2 separate regions of the Homo sapiens genome follow, and region 1 is linked to region 2. A link is an interaction called in ENCODE POLR2A ChIA-PET data of the cell type or tissue named here. Cell type or tissue: A673. All regions are shown on one strand. Each heading gives the region's core, and the rest is flanking DNA. Links, peaks and the distances in the headings are about the cores only. Region 1 overlaps TENM2 (teneurin transmembrane protein 2). Region 2 overlaps TENM2 (teneurin transmembrane protein 2).

Region 1 (12,745 bases), core at 1,744-9,743, 300 kb before region 2:
AAAGGGGATATCACCATCGATCCCACAGAAATACAAACTACCATCAGAGAATACTATAAACACCTCTACGCAAATAAACTAGAAAATCTAGAAGAAATGGATAAATTCCTCGACACACACACCCTCCCAAGACTAAACCAGGAAGAAGTTGATTCCCTGAATAGAACAATAACAGGCTCTGAAATTGAGGCAATAATTAATAGCTTACCAACCAAAAAAAGTCTAGGACCAGATAGATTCACAGCCAAATTCTAACAGAGGTACAAAGAGGAGCTGGTGCCATTCCTTCTGAAACTATTCCAATTAATAGAAAAAGAGGGAATCCTCCCTAACTCATTTTATGGGGCCAGGATCATCCTGATACCAAAGCCTGGCAGAGACACAACAAAAAAAGAGAATTTTAGACCAACATCCCTGATGAACACTGATACAAAAATCCTCAATAAAATACTGGCAAACCGAATCCAGCAGCACATCAAAAAGCTTATCCACTATGATCAAGTGGGCTTCATCCCTGGGATGCAAGGCTGGTTCAACATATGCAAATCAATAAATGCAATCCATCACATAAACAGAACCAAAGACAAAAACCACATGATTATCTCAATAGATGCAGAAAAGGCCTTTGACAAAATTCAACAGCCCTTCATGCTAAAAACTCTCAATAAACTAGGTATTGATGGGATGTATCTCAAAATAATAAGAGCTATTTATGACAAACCCACAGCCAATATCATACTGAATGGGCAAAAACTGGAAGCATTCCTCTGAAAACTGGCACACGACAGGGATGCCCTCTCTCACCACTCCTATTCAACATAGTGTTGGAAGTTCTGGCCAGGGCAATCAGGCAGGAGAAGGAAATAAAGGGCATTCAATTAGGAAAAGAGGAAGTCAAATTGTCCCTGTTTGCAGATGACATGATTGTATATTTAGAAAACCCCATTGTCTCAGCCCAAAATCTCCTTAAGCTGATAAGCAACTTCAGCAAAGTCTCAGGATACAAAATCAATGTGCAAAAATCACAAGAATTCCTATACACCAATAACAGACAAACAGAGAGCCAAATCATGAGTGAACTCCCATTCACAATTGCTTCAAAGAGAATAAAATACCTAGGAATCCAACTTACAAGGGATGTGAAGGACCTCTTCAAGGAGAACTACAAACCACTGCTCAACAAAATAAAAGAGGACACAAACAAATGGAAGAACATTCCATGCTCATGGATAGGAAGAATCAATATTGTGAAAATGGCCATACTGCTGAAGGTAATTTATAGATTCAATGCCATTCCCATCAAGCTACCAATGACTTTCCTCATAGAATTGGAAAAAACTACTTTAAAGTTCATATGGAACCAAAAAAGAGCCCACATTGCCAAGACAATCCTAAACCAAAAGAACAAAACTGGAGGCATCATGCTACCTGACTTCAAACTATACTACAAGGCTACAGTAATCAAAACAGCATGGTACTGGTACCAAAACAGAGATATAGATCAATGGAACAGAATAGAGCCCTCAGAAATAATACCACACATCTACAACCATCTGATCTTTGACAAACCTGACAAAAACAAGAAATGGGGAAAGGATTCCCTATTTAATAAATGGTGCTGGGAAAACTGGCTAGCCATAAGTAGAAAGCTGAAACTGGATCCCTTCCTTACACCTTATAAAAAAATTAATTCAAAATGGATTAAAGACTTAAATATTAGACCTAAAACCATAAAAACCCTAGAAGAAAACCTAGGCAATACCATTCAGGCCATAGGCATGGGCAAGGGCTTCACGACTGAAACACCAAAAACAATGGCAACAAAAGCCAAAATTGACAAATGGGATCTAATTAAATTAAAGAGCTTCTGCACAGCAAAAGAAACTACCATCAGAGTGAACTGGCAACCTACAGAATGGGAGAAAATTTTTACAGTCTACCCATCTGAAAAAGGGCTAATATCCAGAATCTACAAGGAACTTAAACAAATGTACAAGAAAAAAATCAAACAACCCCATCAAAAAGTGGGCAAAGGATATGAACAGACACTTCTCAAAAGAAGACATTTATGCAGCCAACAGACACATGAAAAAATGCTCATCATCACTGGCCATCAGAGAAATGCAAATCAAAACCACAATGAGATACCATCTCATACCAGTTAGAATGGCGATCATTAAAAAATCAGGAAACAACGGGTGCTGGAGAGGCTGTGGAGAAATAGGAACATTTTTACGCTGTTTGTGGGAGCGTAAACTAGTTCAACCATTGTGGAAGACAGTGTGGCAATTCCTCAAGGATCTAGAACTAGAAATACCATTTGTGCCAGCCATCCTGTTACTGGGTATATACCCAAAGGATTATAAATCATGCTGCTATAAAGACACATGCACATGTATGACTACTGCAGCACTATTCACAATAGCAAAGACTTGCAACCAAGCCAAATGTCCATCAATGATAGACTGGTTTAAGAAAATATGGCACATATACACCATGGAATACTATGCAGCCATAAAAAATGATGAGTTCATGTCCTTTGTAGGGACATGGATGAAGCTGGAAACCATCATTCTGAGCAAACTATCGCAAGGACAGAAAACCAAACACCATATGTTCTCACTCATAGATGGGAATTGAACAATGAGAACACTTGGACACAGGGTGGGGAACATCACATACCGGGGCCTGTCATGGGGTGGGGGTAGCAGGGAGGGATAGCATTAGGAGAGATACCTAATGTAAATGACTAGTTAATGGGTGCAGCACACCAACATGGCACATGTATACTTATGTAACAAACCTGCACTTTGTGCACATGTACCCTAGAATTTAAAGTATAATTAAAAAAAAAAAGAGTGGGAGACTTGTCTGTTTCACTGAACTCAGCATCCCCCATGCCTAGAACAGTGCTTGGCCCATAGTGGGTACTCACTAAAGATCTTTATTGCATGAATGAAAAAGATTTAGGCCAAAAGGAAATAATATCTAGAGTGAGGGGTATACCTACAAGGTGACACAGCTACTTAAAGGACATAATCTCTTCAGGAAATGCCTTTTGGAAATTTTAGTGAACACTGTAGTTTTCTCTTATTTTTGCTTGCTAACTGCTCAGATGCTACTATGAGTTAACATTTAATGAGGCCAGGCACGCTCTAAGTGATTCATGCTCATAATAACCCTACTGAATACAAATTATTCCTGTTTTGCATATGAGGAAACTGAGACACAGAGAGGTTACATAGCTCACCCAACAGTTAGTAAGTGGTGGGGCTGAGATTCACACCCAAGCAGCCAGCTTCAAAGAGGACACTCTTAATCCAGTGTATTAGTCTTCTCAATAAGCCTAATGAACAGGCAGCCAGTAGGGGGTGCTGGCCCGCCTCTCTCATTTGCACGTGTGTGTGTATTCACAGGACCACAGGGTACAGTCAACCTCAGCCCAGTCTCTGATGGGCAGGGGAGCCCCAGCCAACATCTGGTTTCACTTAGAAGGCCTAAGGGTCCCTAAATTGGAGTTCATAGAAAAATCTGAAGCATGGCTCTCAAGCTTGTTATGTTGCAAGGGCAAATGAATGTAAAACTATTTGTTCCTTCAACAAATATTGAGCAACCACCATGTGCCTGGCACTGCTCTGTGTACTGGGGATACAGCAGTGAATGATACAGACAAGGTTCCTGTCCTCCTGGAGCTGACATTTTCAAGGGGGAATATAATGTCAGGGAGGGAGGAGAGCTGTGAGTAAAAAATAAAGCAAACCAGCCAGGTGTAGTGGCTCACGCCGGTAATCCCAGCACTTTGGGAAGCCGAGGTGGGTGGATTACGAGGTCAGGAGTTCGAGACCAGCCTGGCCAACATTGTGAAACCCCGTCTCTGCTAAAAATACCAAAATTAGTCGGGTGTGGTGGGGTGCACCTGTAGTCCCAGCTATGCAGGAGGCTGAGGCAGGAGAATTGCTTGAACCTGGGAGGCAGAGGTTGCAGTGAGCCGAGATCACACCACTGCATTCCAGCCTGGGTGACAGATTGAGACTCTGTCTCAAAAATAAAATAAAATAAAATAAAATAAAATAAAATAAAATAAAATAAAATAAAATAAAATAAAATAAAAATAAAGCAAACCAGACAACCCAAATGTCCATCAACAGGTGAATGGTCACACGCATTGTGGAATATACATACAATTGAAAATCTACTCACTAATAAAAGGAATAAGCCACAGAAACTGATATGGTTTGGCTGTGTCCTCACCCAAATCTCATCTTGAATTGTAGCTCCCATAATTCCCATGTGTCGTGGGAGGGAGACGGTGGGAGGTATTTGAATCATGGGGGTGGGTCTTTCCTGTGCTGTTCTCATGATAGTGAATAGGTCACCTGAGATCTGATGGTTTTATAAAGGGAAGTTCCCTTGCAAATGCTCTCTTGCCTGCCGCCACCATGTAGATGTGCCTTTACTTCTCCTTTGGCTTCTGCCATGATTGTGAGGCCTCCCCAGCCATGTGGAACTATGAGTCCATTAAACCTCCTTTCCTTTATAAATTACCCAGTCTCGAGTATGTCTTTATTAGCAGCATGAGAACAGACTAATACAGATACAAACAACACCATGGGTGAATCTCACTGACATTCTGCGAGTGAAAGAAGGCAGACACAAGAGCACGTGATTCCTTGCATATGAAACTCTAGTGGAGACAAATCTAATCTCCAGTGACAGAAAGCAGATCAGTGGTTGCTTGGGCCTGGAGGTGAGGTTGGTGTGGGGCACAGGGGATCTGTTGGGTGGTGGCATTGTCCTCTATTATGGCTGTGGTGGTGCTTACTGAGGTGGATACAGTTTTCAGATTTTAGGGATCCAAGTGGACACTTAGAAAATGTGTGCATTGGTGCATGTTTTAGCAGCACAATTAGCAATTGCAAAAATATGGAACCAGCCCAAATCCCCATCAATCAACAAGTGGATAAAGAAAATGTGGTATATATATACCATGGAATACTACTCAGACATTAAAAGGAATGAAATAACGACATTCACAGCAACCTGAATGGAAATGGAGACCATTATTCTAAGTGAAGTAACTCAGGAATGGAAAACCAAACATTGTATGTTCTCACTCATAAGTGGGAGCTGAGCTTTGAGGACACAAAGGCATAAGAATGATACAATGGACTTTGGGGCCTCAGGGGAAAGGGTGGAAGCGGGGTGAGGGATAAAAAAACTACACATTGGGTACAGTGTACACTGCTTGGGTGATGGGTGCACCAAAATCTCAGAAATCACCACTAAAGAACTTATTCACGGAACCAAACACCACCTGTTAGCCAAAATCTGTTGAAATAAATTTTTAAAAGTGTACATTGGGTAGTTTTAACATTATACCTAAATTAAGTTGATTTAAGAAAAATAAAGCATAAAGCATGAAGGAGGATTCTGTTGTAGATTCGCTTGTCAGGAAAGGGCTTATGGAGGCATGAGGAGTAAAAACGTCAGGGGGAGCCACCTGAAATATCTGGGGGATGATTCCAGGAAGAGAAGACATCCGGTGCAAAATGTTCGGAGGCAGAATGAGCTTGACAGGGCTGAGGGAGAGCAAGTGAGCTGATGTGGTGGAGTCCAGGGAGTGAGGAGGAGACTGGTGGTTAACCAGACTGCAGAGGGACTGGCCAGCCACAGAGATGATCTTCTGTCAGCTGTTTACTGAACACCTACGGTGGACGGCCAAAGCTGTGAGTGATGGAGACACAGCAGAGAATAGAACAGCTGCTGTCCTTCTGGAGCTGATATTCTAGAACAACTTCAGATTTTTCCCTTTGCATGACGGGAGGCCAGTGGAGGGTTTCAGAGGCTGAAAAGATGAGACCAGAGCCTGTTTTTGTCATAATAGGAAAGCATCTTGCCTGGTGTGTTTCCTGGTTCCTATGAAGGCCCTCTGGGGTTGGCAGGGGCTTTGGTGGTTTGCTGGTTGAAGATAAGCAGATTATGGGTTCTGCCAAATTTCCTCCCTCCATATATCAAGCCTAAAATTGTGGTTTTCAAGTTCCAAAGGAGTATATTTTGAATGTCTCTGGTATGGGAGGGGGGTGATGTAGGGGAAATGAAAAATGAATAGAAAAGGGTAAAGTGTCTCAACGGAAGGATAAGGTAATATGATCACTATGAATATTTGGCACATTCCAGCAGCCCTTCTCAGAGCTGTTTCAGAATGGGATTCCCAACAGAAACAGTAACGAGGCTGGGCCAAACAAAGGCAGAGACAATTCATTTCCTGATAGGTGAACGAGTTCCCTGGAAATTCCAGGACAGGCATTGGTGCTAGTGTCCACTAGCCACATGAGGGCAGGGCTAGCTCTGCCCTGTCCCTGGCTGCAGCCCCTTGGCATGTCGCATATAGGTGCTCAGTAAATGTTGGCTGAATACAACGTGATGGCCTGCCTCTGGCAGAATGTGCATCTGTCTGAACACAGGGTCTCCTTCAGGGAATGTTGACCCTTCTCACATGAAATTTCTGAGAACAGGGGAAACAGTTAGAAACCGTAAGTCTCGATCTGTTATTTTCAACAAGATTTTCCCCAGGTACGTGAAAGTGTGCATTCCCAGTTAGAAGGGTAACCCATAGCTTGAGGGCTTTTATGTAACATGTGTTCCTAGCTGGAGTTGTGTACACAGCTGCAAATATGCAACAACTCAACACAGGGACAGCCATTAAACTTCCAGAGGGGCTGCCCCCCTAGGTCACTCTTGCTCTGTCGGAGCGTGTTCTAAAAGGAAAAGGTATGTCCCCATTAGCGAAGAGTGACTAAAGCAAAGCAGAGTTTCGGTCAATTGTTAAATGAAGCTTCAACACAGCCCACACAACAAGGCATGTCTTGGTTTGCCCTCTGCTTAGAAAGGCCCTCTCTTGTCTTTCTCCTTGCCTGCTTAACTCACCCTCAAAGATTCACCTTGTGTAGCCTCTCCTCCAGGAGGCTGCCCTAAAATCCCTCACAGGTTAAAAGTGGTGGCCAACTTTTATGCTCCCAAGCCTCCTGTATCCAACCCTCTAGTAATAACAATAGCTGATATTTGTTGAACATGTTATGTGAGGGACAGGAACAGATCATGTAAATGACATACGGTAGTGGCTCCAGGAAACATACAAGAGCATAGTGCTAGCAGGGTAAATGTTATTCCAAATCTCCCATCCCATGAAGAGCTGTGCTTGGGCTGCACACAGGTAGATGCAGTGTGCACTGTGTCCCCTGGAGAGGCACCCCAAACCTCTGCTACCTCTCATATTCATAGAAGGATGGGGAGGAGACAGGAATCACTTGACTGAGGAGGAAGACTCTGAGCTCTGCAGTCTATACTAGAGTCTCGACAACCAGCTGAAGCGCAGTTTGCATATCAGTATTGGTGTCGGCCAGCATCCTTGCTGTTCCCCCTGCAGAGCCGCCTTGTTGCTAGGCTACCTGAGAGTGCGCTATAAGTGTTGTAGGCCAGTTAGATTGATTGATTCATCTCCATGGGGTGCTTACCATTTCCTGGGCATTATCTCATTTATTCTTACAACAGCCTGATGAGGTATAGTCCTCATTTTCTGGATGTTGAAACTAAATCTAGAGACTCATCCGGAAACACTTCATAGGAGAGATAAGATTCAAACCCAGACCAGGATGATCGTAGAGTGTCAGCTCTTATCCTCCACTCTGGACTGCATCTCACGACCCTCCCTACTTGATGTTGCCATCATTTCTTAACTTGTCAGGTCTCCATCTCCTTAAAGGCAGAGCCGATGCTTTTAATCACTGTATCCCCAGTACAGACATTCAATGAGTATTTGTTGAGGGCATGAATGGATTGATTTTATATTTCATCTTCTCACGAGGTCATGCCCTCATCATGCTGCCTTTTGATCCAACCCAAGAGAAGGGTAGAAGGTATTGCTCTGAAGACCAAGCGAGCCATAATGTTGACCTCACAGAGCCTTGGGGTCAAGGTCAGCGAAATTGATGAGCATTTCAAGGCTATTCCAAGGTGCACAAAGGCTGCACCATAGGGCCAGAAGAATGAATGTTTTACCTCTCAGTGCCTTGCTGATGTGATTTCTTATTTACTGCACATTCCCATCTAATTGTCTTTAGCAATGGTTTATCAAATGTCACATTTGGCTCCTTGTCCTCCCAAGATCAATAGGAGGGCCCAATGTGGGCTGGCTGTGAAAATATATCAAACATATCACCAAGAAGAGGGAGCAAACTGGGGGTGTGTCCAGTCACAAAATGACTTCCCAAGCCCTAACGAGGAACAGAAACACAGGCACTGCGCAGCTTCTCTTGAAGCATGAGCTGCACCTTTCACCAGGCTGGAATGTAACTTTGCACAAGTTTTCAGCTCTGAGTTCTGCTCTCTCATACCCAAAGTGGGAATAATAAAAGTCCCCACCCCTGAGGGGCACTGTGAGTTCGGCTCGGCTCATAGTAAGCACTCAATTAATGTGAGCTGCTCTCATGGTTATTATTGTTATTATAACACCTTGATGTATTGTAAATCCTTTGAGCTGGCAATTCCACTCCAAGAATTCATCACAAGGAAATTATTAAAAAATATAAGAACATAGACCTGAAAGAATGTTTACTGTAGAATGATTTATCATATTGAAAAAGGAGGATTGCTTGAAAAAAATTTTATTCAAGACAATGGACTATTTTGAGGCATTTAAAATGAGTTTATAGAAAAATATTCAGACTTGGAAAGATGTCCTCCATCTATTATTAAGCAAAGACTCAGGGTAAAAATAGTTTGTGTGTGGTATGATCCTGTGTTTATAAAAATGATGACTATATGTGAACAGAAAACAGTCTGGAAAATATACTAAAAAATGTTAATGTTTTCTGTTTTTCCTATCATCACCATGTCTTACTTTATAATGAGAAAAACAAAAATAAAAGTTATCTTTAAAAAAATTGAAATCTGTTTTGTTTGTTTGGGGTTGTGTGTCATGAATGCTTTGAAACCATAATAATAATAGCTTACACCATTTCTATGTGCCAGCATGAATCTAAGTGCTTTATAAAGATTATTTCATTTACATCCAATATTGATTGCTCTGAGCACATAATATCACCTCTGGTTTATAGATGAGGTAACTGAGGCACAGAAAGGCTGAATGACTTGCCCAAGGTCATACAGCTTGGAAGTATTGGAGGCTGGAGTTCAGAGTCAGATAGTTTGGACTGGTCTACACTCCTTCTGCCCAGGCTCTCCAGCTGTTCCTGTCTGGAACAACAGCAGTTCCACAGCAGTTTCTTTCTCTTTCTCTTTTCCTTTCCCTTTCCCTTTCCCTTCCTTTCCTTTCCTTTCCTTCTTTCTGTAACAGCAGCACTTCCACAGTGGTTTCTTTTTCTTTTTCTTTTCTCTTCTTCCTTTCTTTCTTCCCTCCCGTCCTTCCTTCCTTCCTCTCTTTTTCTTTTTCTTCTTTCTTTTTTTCTCTCTCTCTCTCTCTCTCTCTCTCTTTCTTTCTTTCTGACAGGATCTCACTCTTTTGCCCAGGCTGGAGTGGCACAATCAGGGCACACTGCAGCCTTGACCTCCTGGGCTCAAGCAATCCTCCCATCTCAGCCTCCCAAGTAGCTGGGACTATGGGCAGATACCACCATACATGGATAATTAATTTTTTTTTTTTTTTTTGGTAGAGATGAAGTCTCACTTTGCTGTCCAGGGCGGTCTTGATATCCTGGGCTCAAGTGTTCCTCCTGCCTTGATTTCCCAAGTGCCAGGATTATAGGCATGTGCCACCACAGCTGGCCTAAAGTTTACTTTCTAAATAAGTATTTAGATATTTTAAAAATTATAATTCAACCCCACACTGACTTGATTTATATGGTAGGATCTAGTTATCTGGGAATCACTGGAATTCGTAAGAGGCCACTTATAATGAATACACTTAACGAATGGAAAAATGTTTGATTAGAACTTTATCTTGGAAAAGGAAACCCTGCCAAAAAGTTTATTTTATATCATATTTAGGGAAATTCAGGTTATATTTGCAACTATGCTCTAGTTGTGAGAATGAACACTGAATTTTCATACGTACACAAAAACATGTAAGCACACATTTCGTTCTATCAGCTTCATCGATAGCAAAACACATGCTGTTTTTAGAGATGTCAAAAGAGGAGCATTTTATGCATCTTAGAATCAATGAAACACACAGGACAGTGCAGCATCACTTAGTTTGACAAGTGCAACATAATCAAAAAGAGCATTTCTGTAAGCAGATGGGATATCTTCATCAAATTTCCCAGGATCTCTCTTTACGTTTTTTATAATCACCCTCTTTGATGTGCCGATCTTATCACCTTCTTTGTTAATTTTCTCTGCCTCCGTGTTTAACTGTGCTACCCTCAGCCAGATCCATATTTACCAAGGCTTTCCTCTGACACGTTCAAGAAGATCCCCACCACCATTCTCCTTGACTTGATAAAATTCCTGTTTTTGGCAGCAGGTGTAATTTTACTCCGTAAACTATTGTGTTTACGTTGTACTGTAGATGCTCCTAGAAATGACTGAGCACCAGAGAGAAAGAAGATGAAGGTGTCTGGCTGCTAGATGCACATCCCAGCTTTGAGCCCATAACCTCTGTCTCAGTTCTTCCATCTGTAAAAGGGGACTGCCACTAATGCTACCTAGCTCATATGGTGTTGTGAAGATAAAACAAGATAATGCACATGGAACAATCAGTCCCTGTTACATTGTGGCCCTCAGATAGTGCTGGCTATTATTCCAAGTGGGTTTAGACATCATGTTAAATGGAGAGGGATCTCTGAGTGCAGGACATTTTTATAAGAGCTCGGATGAATGATTAATGAATATTGTTGTCTCAGAACAACTTTAGCTTCCCTACAAAGCATCCTTACTGAGAGGGGCTTCAATGAACATTTTAGAAGCCATTAATTTTTGCAAAGATCTTGGAATAAAGCTTTTCCTAACATCTCTGAGCATACATTGAACTTCTGTAACTGTCGTTTATCAGGAAGCTTAAAGATCTGTACTAGGCTTTCTTTGAATCCAGGCCGATGTGTGTCTGCTCAGATAAAGTCATACAAGCAATTGCACTGATGGATACTGTTCAACGAAATGCCAGGCAGAGCAGAGGCACATGTTTGATTCAGGATGTAAAATCAGGAGTGGAATTCCAAATGAATGTGTAATATGTCCCATAATGGTGATTTTTTTTCAAATAAGGAGAGTTTCAAAGCTTGGGTGCAAATCCCCTTTTTTTATATCTAAGGCAAGGGACGTGCCTCTCAAAATTGCACAAAAACACAAAGTATATAAATGGAATCTTGAGAAAGTGATTGGAATTACAGGTGTCATCTGTATCCTCTCTTTGTTTTACTGAAAATAGACTCAACATTGTTACAGATTCACTTATTACACACACACACACACACACACACAAACACACAGAGATTACAGAAATTAAGAGAAGTATAAAAGATACCCATATTACAACCACTCAAATGAATAAATGTTAAGATTTTGTGGAATTATATCCAGTCTGTGTGTGTGTATGTTGGAGATTGGGGGATGGGGGACTTGCCTTTCCTTTAGTATGTTTTTTTCGATAAAAGTAAGTACTCCTAAAACCTAATTCCCAGTCCTATTCTTCTTGACTGTTCCTAGAGGTGACCACTCTCATGGGTTTAGTCTCTCTCTCTCCCTCTGGATATATATCCACACATATATATTTATACATGTGATTTATTAATACACAAACATACATATACAGAGATTAACATGATAATACTAAACATGGATTTGAACTGTAAACTCTATGGTAACAAAACTATCACTTTCGTCTTTTTATATACAGGGTTCTATATAAGATTTCACTTGAGGATAAAGGTCCTTTGCTTAGAAAGTTTGCAAACTCCTGAATTACAGCACCTCCAAGACTCTCCTCTGTCTAAATATGTGATTTGGTGCTGCCCGTCTGAACTCATTCCTGTTTTCTCTGTTGCTGCCTTCTCTCTCAGTTCCATGAACTCAAGCCTTGTCCTTCTTGTAAAACATCCATGGTGCCCTCCTGTGCACCCTTCACACCGGTTCTCTTTCCAGACTCAAGCATGCCATGAGATTTCTCCTTGCTCTGCTCAGTAGCTGTCCAGGAGGGTGCCCACTGACTCAGATGGCAGTTTCAGTTCCTGTCTCCTGTTAGGATGCCACCAGCTAACCAGAAGGGGTCTGTCCAGAAAGTCCTTTCCAAAAGCACTTTCAGTCCAGTTCAGAAGAAACCAAGGTTCTCTTGGTTTCACACAATCGTTCTCTACAGCTCGAGCTCCTTTGGAAAGGAAGGTTCTGAAAAACATGCCTGTAAAGATCTGGCTTCCTCCAAAATGAAATGAAACTTCGTATCAGGGGCTTCTGCAAAGCGCGATTTGATGTGCTATGCAAGCTGACAGCCAAACCCTGGCATTGCCTCCACATTTCAGCTCCATGTGAAAGGTGAGGCCCAGTGGAGCCTATGTGACTAGTCAATGGGCACTGAGAGGGTAAAGAGAGAGTGGCAAGATGACAGAGCCAAGGAGCTCCAAACAGCCAGGCACCCCAGCATCCCAGGAACACAGTTAGTCCCACATCTAATTGAAACCATGTGCAGGTTTGCTTACTTAGGCAAGAAAGAAGGGGACAAGGAAAGACAGAGTTCATTTTCAAATGAGGATCTGAAATGAAAAGGAATAAACCTGAACTGGCAAAGACTAAT
Region 2 (12,745 bases), core at 2,025-10,024:
CTGATACATATCCTAAAACTCAGTTATTTAAGTAGTTTTGCCTTAGATAATGTGATTCTAAGTTAGTGAGTGCCAAGACTACAAACGAAGGACAGACCCTAATAAAGTCATGTGTATAGGACAATATGAAGTAACATGTTCTCATTTCTCACCCCACGTAATTTTGTGAAATTTTAGACACCATAGAAGTGCATTTTGGGATCTCACAATGAATGGTCAAGGTGACTGAGGATCCTCCACCACTCCTCTCACCTAACCCCATTGAAATCTAGAGAGGTTCTTGGTTGGTAGGACAATAAATATATCTTCTAATACTATCTCTGTTGTTTGGTTGCTTCTTGGTTGCAGTCGCTAAAGACTTTTTGTCAATGGAGGCTGGAGTAATGAACAGCCTGTGATGGGTCCCTGTTGCCCAACACACTAGGCCTAAAATACCTTTGTGGCTGTTGGGAAAGGTCTTCACATTAGTCCCTACTTACAACATGCAGCACAAAACACCCTCCAGGAAGGAGGCAGAGCTACCGCTCACCACTGCTGGCCCGCTTGGTGTTTTAGAGGTTGTGTGCTGAGAATACTTTTCTTTTCACTTTATGTTTAGAATGAAAAGTTTCTTCCTTCCACCTCATTGCCATCATGATGTTCTGTACCACAATAAAGGACTCTAAAGAAACTCTGAACTCTGGGTGACAGCCTGATATGCGTTAATGCTGCTTACACCATTAGCCAAGGGCTAAGTAGAGAGCAAGTCAGATCAGACGTTGACAACTGGCAAGGTAAGATCTTACCATTATAGAAGGCATCCTGATGAAGTAAGATAGTTTTCAGATTGCTTCCCCAAACTAAATCTTGTGCAGTCACACACACACACATGACTTTCAAAGAAAGGCATCATAAGCCTATTCTACATTTTCACCCAGATTAAGTATCCCATTTTGTAGTTATCATTTTAATTCCTTTTGTAGGAAAAATTGTGCTATACTGCTAACAATGATAAATTTTGCTGTTGACTATATACTATTGTGCTTATTCCTAGGGAAAAAAACCCAAGTGTTTTCTTCGTGAGACTGTGGGAAATCATTCTTATAAGGATTAAAGGACTATATGAAATTCAATTTTCTATCCCCTCCCACTAACACTCTTGCTGAAACCCTATTTTCTCACAACCATATGACTCTAGCAGGTACCGAGTTACTCTCCAGTTACAGGTTTACAATCCCTGTGCATACCACTGTCAGATAATCTCCTTTAAGCCATGCTCTGTATTTGTCCTGTTCAACACTCTGTAATGGCTCAGTGCCCAACACACTAGACCTAAAATACTTTTGTTGCTGTCAAGAAAGGTCTTCATATTAGTTCCTACCCTACTTGGCCAAACTTTTTCTTCTTTCAGAACACTTCTCCTCCACATAAATGGCTCTTGTTGGTTTCAGCAGAATCCATGCATCCATGATGTGGATTCATATCTCAGGGTTTTCTTTCCTCCCACCTCTTCAAATCTTCTTTAGCTCACCAAGCTTTCTCTTTTTACTGTAGCCTACAAGGAGACTACCTTGATGGATCCCTTGCAGCAGGGGCCAGCACATTTTTTCTATAAAAGGCTAGATAGCAAATATTTTACCCTTTGCAGTCCATGTGGTGCAACTACTCAACTCTGTCCACTGTGGCAGCAAGGAAGCAGCCAGGACCAGCCAAGAAATGAATGGCAGGGCTATGTTCCAAGAAAACATTATTTACAAAAACAGGCAACTGGTGGTTAGATGGCTCATGGACTATAATTTTCCAACCCCTATCCCACAGAATTCGGACAAGCACACACATGCTGTTACTTAATAATTTACTTACTTGCATTTTTTTTTCTGTGAATGACATGAAGAGCTAAGCTTTGGCTCACTGTTTAGAAATTAAGCCCCTTTTCTGACATAAGAAAAATAATACTAAACAAGACCTAGCTAACATATAAGCACTTAACATATCACATGCTCTTCTAAGATTTTTATGTGCTTTATTTGATCTTCACAACAACCCTGGCTGTTAGGCACTGTTACTGTTATCTCTATTTTGCAGTTATACAAACGGGGACACTATAGAGAATTTCAAGGGAACTTTCTCAAAATCACACATGTAAAACGTGCCAGGGCTGAGATTCAAGGCCAGGGAACCCAAATACAAAGAGAGCATTGCTAACAAATATGTCGTACCACCTCCCAAACACTGATTGGATCAAATAGCACAGTGCTAGGCACATTACATCTTTTATTTCTAATACTTATTTATTAAAAAATAAATTAATTAAATGAATAATTTGCTTTTGAAAGTATACTTATTCATTGTATGAATTTAAATAATATAGGAAAAGAGAAAAAGAATACAAATCCATCATAATTTCCCCTTCCAGAGATAAGCACTATCAACATTGAGATTCCATTCTTTCCATCACTGTCTTCTCTCTCCTTTGCTAATATACACACCCAAAGCTGCCTCAGTGGACTTTCATTTGGTTGACTTAGATTAGCTCACACTCTCTGTCTCCTCTGTAAAACATATAAACATATGCATAGCATGCAGCTTGTAGGCCAGTCTTTAATAACCCTCCCCCTTCTACTCCTGTAAATTGTGTTTATTCTCAAACTTATTTATGCCAGTTTTGTTTTAATCTAATTTCACAATTCAGTTAAATATAGCATGAACTCATAAAATAGTGTAAAAACAAAGTGTTTTCTTAAGTTCAGTCTTTTGAAAAACATTCAATGCATGCAAATTGCTACAAACAATGCTGTCAAATTAGGTATGGATACAACTGGAAAAAAATGATGGGGAACATGTAAACATCTAGAAGGAGTCAGGATTCAGACTTCTTTGTAAGCCTTTTAATTTCTTGCTCTATTTTAAAGAACCGAAATAGAAAATCATAGATGCTGCCTAATGGGAGTGGTTTATGCAAGAAAGAAACAATCCCACACTCAAAGAGAAAGGTTGGCCCTGCCCCTTAAGATCAGTGTAGCATAAGGTTAATGAAAAATATATATATATATATATATATAGATACATATATATGGTTTTTTTTTTTTTTTTTTTTTTTTTTTTTTTTTCAGACAGGGTCTCATCTGCTGCCCAAGCTGGAGTGCAGTGGTGCGACCATGGCTAACTGCAGCCTTGACCTCCCAGGCCCAAGCAATCTTCCCACTTCAGACCCCAAGTAGCTGGGACTACAGGCATACGCCACCACGCTCAGCTAATTTTTGTATTTTTGTAGAGATGGGGTCTCGCCTTGCTGCCCAGGCTGGTCTCGAACTCCTGGACTCAAGCAATCCACCTGCCTTGGCCTCCCAAAGCGCTGGGATTACAGGCATGAGCCACCATGCCTGGCCTATTTTTCTATATTTAAGTTAAAACATTTGATATATATAGTCTGAATTTTATGACTCCTTGCTTTACTTTTTTAGTCCAACCATCACTTGATTTAGTCATATAGGATAAGAATGCTTCTCTTCTGTGTGTGTGTGTGTGTGTGTGTGTGTGTGGATTTTTTTTTCCTTTCACAGGACCACAATCATAATTCATATATTATTTTGTAAGCTTCTTTCACTTAACAATATATTTAGGAATTCTTTTTAATGCCATTAAATATTCTTCACAAATATTTATTCCTCCAAATTATTTTAATTGTAGATGTCATATTTAACCAACCCTCTTTGTTTTACATTTAGAATTTCCCATCTCTGCTCTTGAAAATGGTTCAAAATAATATTTATTTACTCAATAAACAGTCACTGAGCACCTATGTAGCTGCCAGTCACCATGATACAATTAACATTCATTTAAACATAATTTTGCACACTGTTTCTCTGGATAAATTCCTAGAAATAAACCTGCTGGGTCTAAGGTAACAGAATTTTAAACTACATCTGACTACACTGCATTGTATTCACTTGTATATGCCTGTTTCTCTCCCAGTCTCTGAGAATAGGGACCATGTCTTGTTTATTTTTTTTTTAATCCGAGAACACTGAACACAGAATGTGCCCAGAGTAGGTACTCAGAAAATGTTTATTGAATCTTGAATAATGAACAGTCCTTGACTGAAGTACTTATTTACTAGAATTACAGATTTTTTTCCTAAACACTTCTAGTAAAGTCAATTAAAAATTATAACTGGTGTTTGTCACAGAAGGCAGAATAAGAGTCAACACCCAAAAGTGAGTCCTGCTTTTGTCAGGAAGCTGAGGGCCCCAGTTAAACCTAGTTCTGCATTACCAGCAGTTTGGAGACTTATTTATCTGTACAAAATCTCATGATATTTTTTTCCAACTGTGATGGGAAATTCTTAAGAGAGAAATTCCATCCGACAAGGGCCACACAACCTGGTTTCCTCCTGCTTACTGGTTTCAAGGTGGTCTTGTAAGACCTCACACCCTGGCCAGGCACAGTGGCTCATGCCTGTAATCCCAGCACTTTGGGAGGCCGAGGCGGGCAGATCACCTGAGGTTGGGAGTTCCAGACCAGCCTGGCCAACATGGAGAAACCCCGTCTCTACTAAAAATACAAAATTAGCTGGGTGTGGTGGTGCACGCCTGTAATCCAGCAACTTGAGAGGCTGAGTCAGGAGAACTGCTTGAACTCGGGAGGTGGAGGTTGCGGTGAGCCGAGATTGCGCCATTGCACTCCAGCCTGGGCAACAAGAGTGAAACTCCATCTCAAAAACAATAAAAATAAAAAAAAATCTCACACCCAAATAAGCCCCAGTGCATACCTTGGACAACTTGCAAATTGGGCAACACTCACTGTCTTAACAGATGCACTGGGGGGAAACTATCATGGACATAGACAGTTTTAAGGATATGTTTTGAGAATTATTTCAGAGAAACCCATGGGCATGGGGACTCAGGCTTGCTGCTGACAGTCCTCGAAATTCCTACTCATCCACCATTATGCACAGAATCCACTGGTATGGCATTTCTGAGACTTTTGTCATCCCCTCTTGACCTAGTGATTGGATATTACCTATAGTTTCTTCTCATTAACTTGGAATTCTCAAATTCCATTTAATAAACCATCTTAGGCAACCCAGGGGTATCCATGTATGAATTAAATGGATGTTCATCTATTAGATATTTGTGTACCTTTTCTAGAGCTGACTATAAGAAAGACTCTCCCTAATGTAGCTGTTGAGATGATACATGGTGAGATGAAAAGGATAGTCCGATTAGCACCTGGGTCAATGCATCCACGTCTAGGTCTAAAGAAGACCATGGAGTAAGGGTAGGTGGCCAGATCCTTGGACTAATTTGGCAATGCAAGTAAACTCTAAGGGGTGTTAACTGTGATCTTGAGCATTGTCAGATAGATAGGCATACATCATATTTTATCTCAAGAAGCTGCCTTCAGGATATTTCATCCACCTGAATTAACTCCACCTGAGAATTAATTTTCCTTCCTTCCTTCCTTCCTTCCTTCCTTCCTTCCTTCCTCCCTCCCTCCCTTCCTCCTTCCCTCCCTCCCTTCTTTCCTTCCTTCCTTCCTCCCTCCCTCCCTCCCTCCCTTTTATTATTGAGATGACAATTGTTTCTGGTTGGCAGCTGGAGCAGCTCTTTCTTGCAGCAATGTAAGAACCAAGCTTTTGCTGTTGGCATGTGGGTCACCTGCATCTTCTAGGCATGCCCTTATATTAGTTAATTTGTTAGCTTGCTTGAATCACAGTCGAGAACCCTTCAGCTTTGGTTTGCAGCAATAAATTCAACTGACAGCTGAAATTTGGAACGCTCACTTAATATTGATTCTGAATGTAATAACAAGCGACATGACCTTTTGCATGGTGTAAAATATGGCCGCCACAACATCTGTGCCACAGTTCTTGCTGTTTAGTAATATGCTGTAACAGCATGGAGCTGGCATTAAAGCTAAGCTTTATTATCAAGCAGATCACTCCATCTCTCTGGCTTCATTTAAAAAAAAAATGCTTTCAGCTTCTGGAGCCGAAATCTTGTCTAATACTCCTTGCCATTTTCAGGACCTAATTTACCCTGCAATAAGAGAGAGAATGATATCTGATGACCAAATAGCAGGACAGGAAAGAACAACAAGGGTAAGAAAGGCCACCCAACACCCCAAATTCCAAGAGACTTGAAAATGACACAATTATCCATGACAGTGGCAGGGACACTAAGAATTCTCAATTGTAACCTCAGAAAATATCTATGAAGTTGATGTCATTTGGTGATTCCTACAAGATAGGAAAATATATTTTCTTTTCTCAGCCACCTCCCACCCCATAACAAAAACGATGATTACCAGTGGTACTTGCCCTAATGCCTGAGCATCATTCTAATTTAGCATCGCCCTAGGAAATACTAAACTAATTTTGCTAGGATGGATACAGGGATGTTTGCATCTGATTTACTCTCACTGTTTTTCTTTGAAGTCTTGATATCTTTAAAACATTCTCCAAGTAGGCAGAACATCAATTTGTGCACTTTAAAAAATCCAATTTAAGCAGGTTAAAAATTGTCAAAATAGTCTAACCATATTTCTCAAACAGAATTTTCAACCATGGAGCACACACACACACAAATGCTAAACTTGAAAGCATTCTATCATTTCAATATATTCCATGGCTCAGATTGGCTCTTGCTTGGTGAGCAGTGAGAATTTAAATCTCTTTATCACAAGAGACAGATCTTGAGTCTGAAACAATATAGCATCTTTTTTCACTGCTCTGATATTTTGACTCTGTTTGGTTGAGCCATTTCTGGAGGGTACAAGTACAAAGTTTTAAATCCTATTTCTCTGGAGGAAAGAAAAGAATTAAATCATATTTAGGAAGTCTCCTTCCGTGTAAAATATACTTCCAAAATAAAAGACCTGTCAGTAGTTTCAAGGAGGTTAAACATATGGAAAACTGAGAATGGTTTTATTTGTTCTTCTGGTTAACAGAATACTGATTCTATTTAACATGCAAGCCTGGCTATTATAGGTGCTTAAACTTGGCATGGTGACAATCTATATGAAGCAAACTATTAATAGGGTGCTTTTTGTATTATAAACTGCAAAAAAAAAAAAGTGGGTCTGATACTTGGTAAGTGTTTTATTCAAAGAAAATGTCGGGCCTGGTATGTAATTGAAAACGTCAGACTTCAAAGTCCTAACATAAAATGAGAGAAGTTGGCCTGTACCCTTTCCCCAGGGAAACCTAGGAGAATGCCCACTGGGATAACTTCCACAATGAATAGAGAGCCATGCTGCCTAAAAAAGCTAATCAAGCCATAAGTGTGATGTCCTGACAGTGATACATTGGTCAGAGAAAAAAGCTCACCCAACTGACATGCTTTTAGGTAGATTTCCAAAACTGACCTGTAGCTTTCACCCATAATCTCTGCCACTTTTCTCCATTAAATTCCAGCAATTATTATAATATTTTTGATATATTATTTTCTCAAGTGGTATTCATCTTAGGAAAGTTCAGAAATACTGAAGACCACTCCTAAATTCCAGGGAACACATATTAATTTATAAAGACCAAGTTTACTATTCATGCAGAATCATGTGGGTAAAATGTGATTGGATTCTTTTATTGACAGCAGCCCACAACAGATGGCTGAAATGCCACTTTCATTTCAGGAAGAAAGGAAGCTTTCACAGAAGAAAAGGAAGCCTGGAGTTGCAAGGTAAGATCATCCTTAATTATAAGTCCCAGGTACTGTATGGCCACCATATTTATATAATTAGAAAGCGCATTTCAAACTAGGGCATTCAGATACGTAGTTCACCCTCAACAGCAAAACACACATGGCGCTAGGTTAGAGGGTCTGTGAAGGGGAGCTGGAACCAGCGAATCAAAAACATTTCAGCTTTAAGATGAGTTTTTGGCTCTGAGTTTAGAATGAATCAATCCTTAAACTTGGCAAGCAATAATTAATTCCAGCAGTGTATCACTCATCTGTGTAATGGCTGCCCCCTCAAATAGAGATCTTCTAAAACTCTCCCTGGTGAAATTAGCGAAGCCATCAGATGCAGCCATATGTTCAAAGCTCAGAGAGGATTGGTCATGAGACTGTTGCCTATGAATTGAGATGTTAACTGCCCAACAAAATTTTAGTAGCGTAGGATGAGAGCCATAGAATTGTTTCAATTGTTACCAAGAATGCAAAGGAGCAAACAAGCAAAAACAAAATAACAAACAAAACCCTACTCTTCTTCAAACATTTAAATCTACTATTTTTCCTTCCTTTTTGAATTGGTACTTGACTTGTTCTCTAAGATACTGGGGTAGCTTTGTTGCTAGCACCTACTGAGTCCAACGGAAAAGATAAAATGACTAGAAAAAAAGTGAACACACAGACAAGGTAAACAGGCATGAACTGGATTATTCCAACATCCTCTGCTGAGGTAGGATTCAAAACTAATCTGATTATATGAATATTAGGATCCACTAAGTATCTTTCTGCAGCAATTACCAAGCTTTTACACATAAAAGAGGGCATTTTCTTTAGTGCTGGGCTAATCTATCAAGTGTTTAGCTTCAGACTAAAAGTTGAGAGAGAGAGAGAGAGAGTGACCGATTGAAGTAGCCTTATAATGTAGTGATGTTGCTCTCTTTTTCTCTCTTCTCTCTCCCCTCTCCTTTCTTCTTTTATTCTCTTCTTTCTTCTCTTCATATTAAATCTCAGGTTATTTTTATTCCTTGAGTGCATTGAAACATTTTCTGATACACAATTTTTGCCTCCTTTAAATTCTAATTTTGGGCTTTACAACTTGGAACCTGCCAAGAAAGCTGTACTATCCTCTCTCAGCCATGGTCCTCCCCAGTGGGACCAACAGCCCTCAAACCCTCATTTTAAGCCCCCCTCTGAGTCTTAGAGACCCAGGATTCAGTGTACAGATAACCAAAGCTGTTCAGAAGTTTACTGTGTTGTATCCCGTTTACTCTTCCAGAAGTTAGATTTCTTTTTAATGAAAAGCAAACCAATGGCAGACTTACGTAACAGACCCTACAGGAAGACCACATTGACACTGGATAATAATGCTGTGAGTCAAAACTCCATAAAAATTTTAGGCATGCATCTTACAGACGAAGTGCAACGTGGTGGTTACAAGAGCAAGTTCTGGTTCAAATCCCACATCTGCCACTTCCTAAGTAAGGAATGAAGTTAGTTTACCACTTTTGCTTAAACATTGGAAAACGAATATCAGTAGTACCTATTATTGCACTAAGGTTGGTATAAAAAGTCAAGACAAAGCTCCTAACATTGCTTAGGTGGACTGGTTCTTATCGCTTCTCCAGAATCACTTTGGACCTTGCTTTCCTTGGCTGCAGCCATCCGTAACTTCTCCTTGTTCCCCACTTGTCTAACTTGCCACCTGTCTAACTTGCCATAGAGTCATGTATATCCTGCTTTCCTTGTCTGGAATACTCATTCTTAATCACTAAGCCTTTGCTGTTCTGCCCAATTGATTCCCACGACTACATCACTCCCTCTTCCAATCCTTTGAATGGATTCTCCATGAGGTAGGGGCTGTGCCTACCTTTGTTCATCATTCTTTCCACAGCCAGGACTGGAGAGCTTGACACATAGTAAGAACTCAACAAATATTAGTGCTATCCTGATGCAATGTGTTAGGTCCTTGGAGCACATGTTGGGAAAATAAACTTCTGGCAGATGGGATCACTAGACACTGGGAAGACAGAAAGTAGCTTTGAATTTCCCATGTGAACATTCTAGCCATACAATTGTGAATTTAGTGAACAACAAACTCTGTCTTTACTGGGGAAAAAAAAACTAGCAAACTTCAGGTTTAGACCCACACCAAGCTCTAATAATCCCACAGGCATCCTGGGTTCACTGGCCATTGTCTTGAAAGCCATCCCTCAATGGACACAATCCTTGTATTCATAGGCAATAGCCTGGGTATTACTATTCAAGTTTGATCATTTCTCTGCAAGTCCAGTGACTAAATACATATTTTAATTGAGCCCAGGAGTGTTGATTTGCAGACATAGTATAGAAAAAAAATCACAGGAAAAATGGGAAGTTGAAGGAGCCTTTTACCTTTGAATGGAATACGATACTTACAAAACACCAATAACAATTTTCTACTGGGGAAAAGCCTGCGGCAAGAATAACCAGTTTAGTTTTTAAGTGGCAACTGGACAGAAAAACAAGAAAACAAAACTGCCATAGTAAGCCAGGTAAGGTAGTTTAACTGGATAAAATCTAATGCAATTGGTTTTCTGTGATGTTAACATACAGAAATTATCATTAGCCAATGAAAAGGCCCCAGTGTCCAAAATGATGTTAAATGTTATCATGGTGACCAAAATGTAACTACATACATTCAATAAAAAATAAAATGACCAGAGTGAGTGAGGATGAAATGTTATCAGTTAAATGGCACAAAACTTACACTGACGAGGTTCACACATGCATGAACCACATTTCTAAGTGCTCCCCAAACAACCAGATTGTTATTGACAATCTGTGTGCAAAGCACCATAGTCATCACTATCATTTGCCTTCAATAAACTTGTCTAGATGAGCTGCCCCATGACAGAGATGTCAATAAAAACTAAACAGAGTATAAAAACTGAGAGCATTAAGAGGTGGATCATGAAAGTTACCTTTTTAAAAAGGAGATTCCATAGTTTTCAACATCAACTGAACAACTTTCTGTTGATTTAACTGTAAAGTAACACTATTTCAGATTTTTGATACCAAAAACAGAGCTGCTGTTTAGGAGATGTGGGGAAGAAAGTGACCATGAGCCGCACCCTCTAGAATCTTCCTCCTTCTTACCTATACATCCCGTCTCCCAAGTTACAGGGAACAGAGGCTGAGAACTTCTAATAACAGCTAACATTTATTGAGAACTTACTCTAAGATAGGCATTGTTGCAAGAGCTTTACATTTATTATCTTACTTAATCATCACAAGAATCTCATGAGAAAGGCATGGCTAATGTTCCCATTTTATAGAAGAGGGACACTGAGGCTCAGGGAACTTAAGTAAATAATCCCAGGTCACACAGTCAGTGGCTTTGTTGGTATATAAATTCAGGCAGTCTAACTTTAGAGCTTGGGATCCCCACCACCACTCTCTACCACTTCATAACCATTATGAGCTCCTGATGGTTGAGATAATCGTGGAAACATCCCAAATAAATAAAATAAAGCTTCTAAGGGCTTTGGAGGCTCCATAGGAAGCCCAAATGTGGCCCTTTCGTAGATCGTTAAGTCTTATATGGAGTGTTTGCACATAACAAACGTTTTCCTAATAATCTACATTATTTTTTTAAATTCCAAGGCACTAATGGGGGATGTCACTAAGTTTGGTGGATTTTCAATAGTTTAAAAATAAACCTTACCAACATTCTTAACCTTTCTAGTGGGCTTTCCCATTGCTTGTTTCTATAGCATGTAATCATCACATAAAGAACTATCTACTTATGTGGAAGCCAGAAAGGGAAAACAAAACCAATGGAAAACACAAACATAGGCATGTTTGTTGTTTCATATTGAGGGTTATTTAGCTTGGATAATAAATCATTACAATGAATGTCAACACAGCACAGGGGAACGGGAGTAGTTAGTTGCATATGCTAATGGAAGACGCGCATTACTAATAAGGGAGAGAATGAACAACTCTAGCCACATGCTAGTTATCACTGCAAATCTCAAGACAAGCCACGTTCACACTGAGCATATGACTGCTGTATGACAGTTCAGGCAAATATTCACATGTCAACAGCAATAGCTCCCATACTCCATCCAAGACTACTGAAGAGTTTAAAAATAAAGCTCTCCTTGTCATGCACCAAGACATCAAGCTTAAACACATCTGCCAGTCAAAGGGATTTTGCCAGTCTTTTACCCCCACAAGTGTGGTCTACAGACTTCAAGTATATCAGAGTTCAAAATACAAAGAACTGGAATGTTATCCACAAGTAAGTCCTGCAGCCTCTTCCTTTAAAATGTTTTAAATCCTGAGATTCTCTGCCTCTCTATTGCCACTAAGTGATCATAGTCTTAATAATAAACTACAGCAGTAGCCTCTTCTCTTTTCCCTATTATTCTTTTGCTTCCTTTCTATCTAGCATAAAATATAGTGGTTCTCTTTTATTGTGTTGAAGTATATGTAAGATTTATATTTCTAATCATATTTAGGTGTACAATTCAATGGCATTAAGTACATTCACACTGTTGGGCAGCCATCATCACCATCCATCTCCGGAGGTCTTTTGTCTTTTCAAACCAAAACTCCATACCCATTAAACAATAACCCTGCAGTCCATCATTTCTCTAGTACTTGGTAACCACCATTGTATCTTCTATGTCAATGAATCTGACTACTCTAAGATGTCTCATTTAAGTAGAATCATACAATATTTGCCATTTCATGTCTGGTTTTTTCAATTGGCATAATATCGTCAAGGTTCATCCATGTTGTAGTATGTGTCAGAATTCCCTTCCTTTTTAAGATTGAATAATATTTTGTGGTATGTGTATGCCACATTTGTGTATTCTGTCATCTGTTGACCAACACTTGGGTTGCTTCCATCTTTTGGCTATTGTGAATAAAGCTGCTATGAACATGGGTGTACAAATATCTGTCTGAGTCTTTGCTCTTTCATTTTGACAAGTATACATACAAAAGTGGATTTGGATCATATGGTAATTGTACGTTTAATGTTTTGAGGAACCACTACACTTTTTTCCACAGCAATGATATCATTTTATATTCCCACCAGCTATGCT

What was found. ChIA-PET counts read pairs that join two places held together with the same protein. Peaks named below come from ENCODE experiments on the same cell type or tissue, not always from the same donor. Only the 100,000 strongest peaks of a DNase experiment are listed, where the experiment ranks them.
Region 1: POLR2A ChIA-PET joins it to region 2 with 10 read pairs; 2 of 35 experiments call an interaction of 5 or more read pairs at or near these places.

The regions. Positions count from the first base shown.
Region 1 is chr5:168,067,540-168,080,284 of GRCh38, reverse strand. All of the region lies in intron 9 of TENM2 (teneurin transmembrane protein 2), which reads right to left. Among named protein-coding and RNA genes, the nearest start is that of MIR12125, 92 kb to the left of the region's middle. In A673, for the core only: a CTCF peak has its summit at 3,372 (motif pointing right); DNase peaks (open chromatin) are centred at 3,464, 6,024 and 7,494; H3K27ac peaks cover 4,584 bases.
Region 2 is chr5:167,766,938-167,779,682 of GRCh38, reverse strand. All of the region lies in intron 4 of TENM2 (teneurin transmembrane protein 2), which reads right to left. Among named protein-coding and RNA genes, the nearest start is that of TENM2-AS4, 110 kb to the right of the region's middle. In A673, for the core only: no CTCF peak of the experiment used is centred there; a DNase peak (open chromatin) is centred at 5,572; H3K27ac peaks cover 4,569 bases.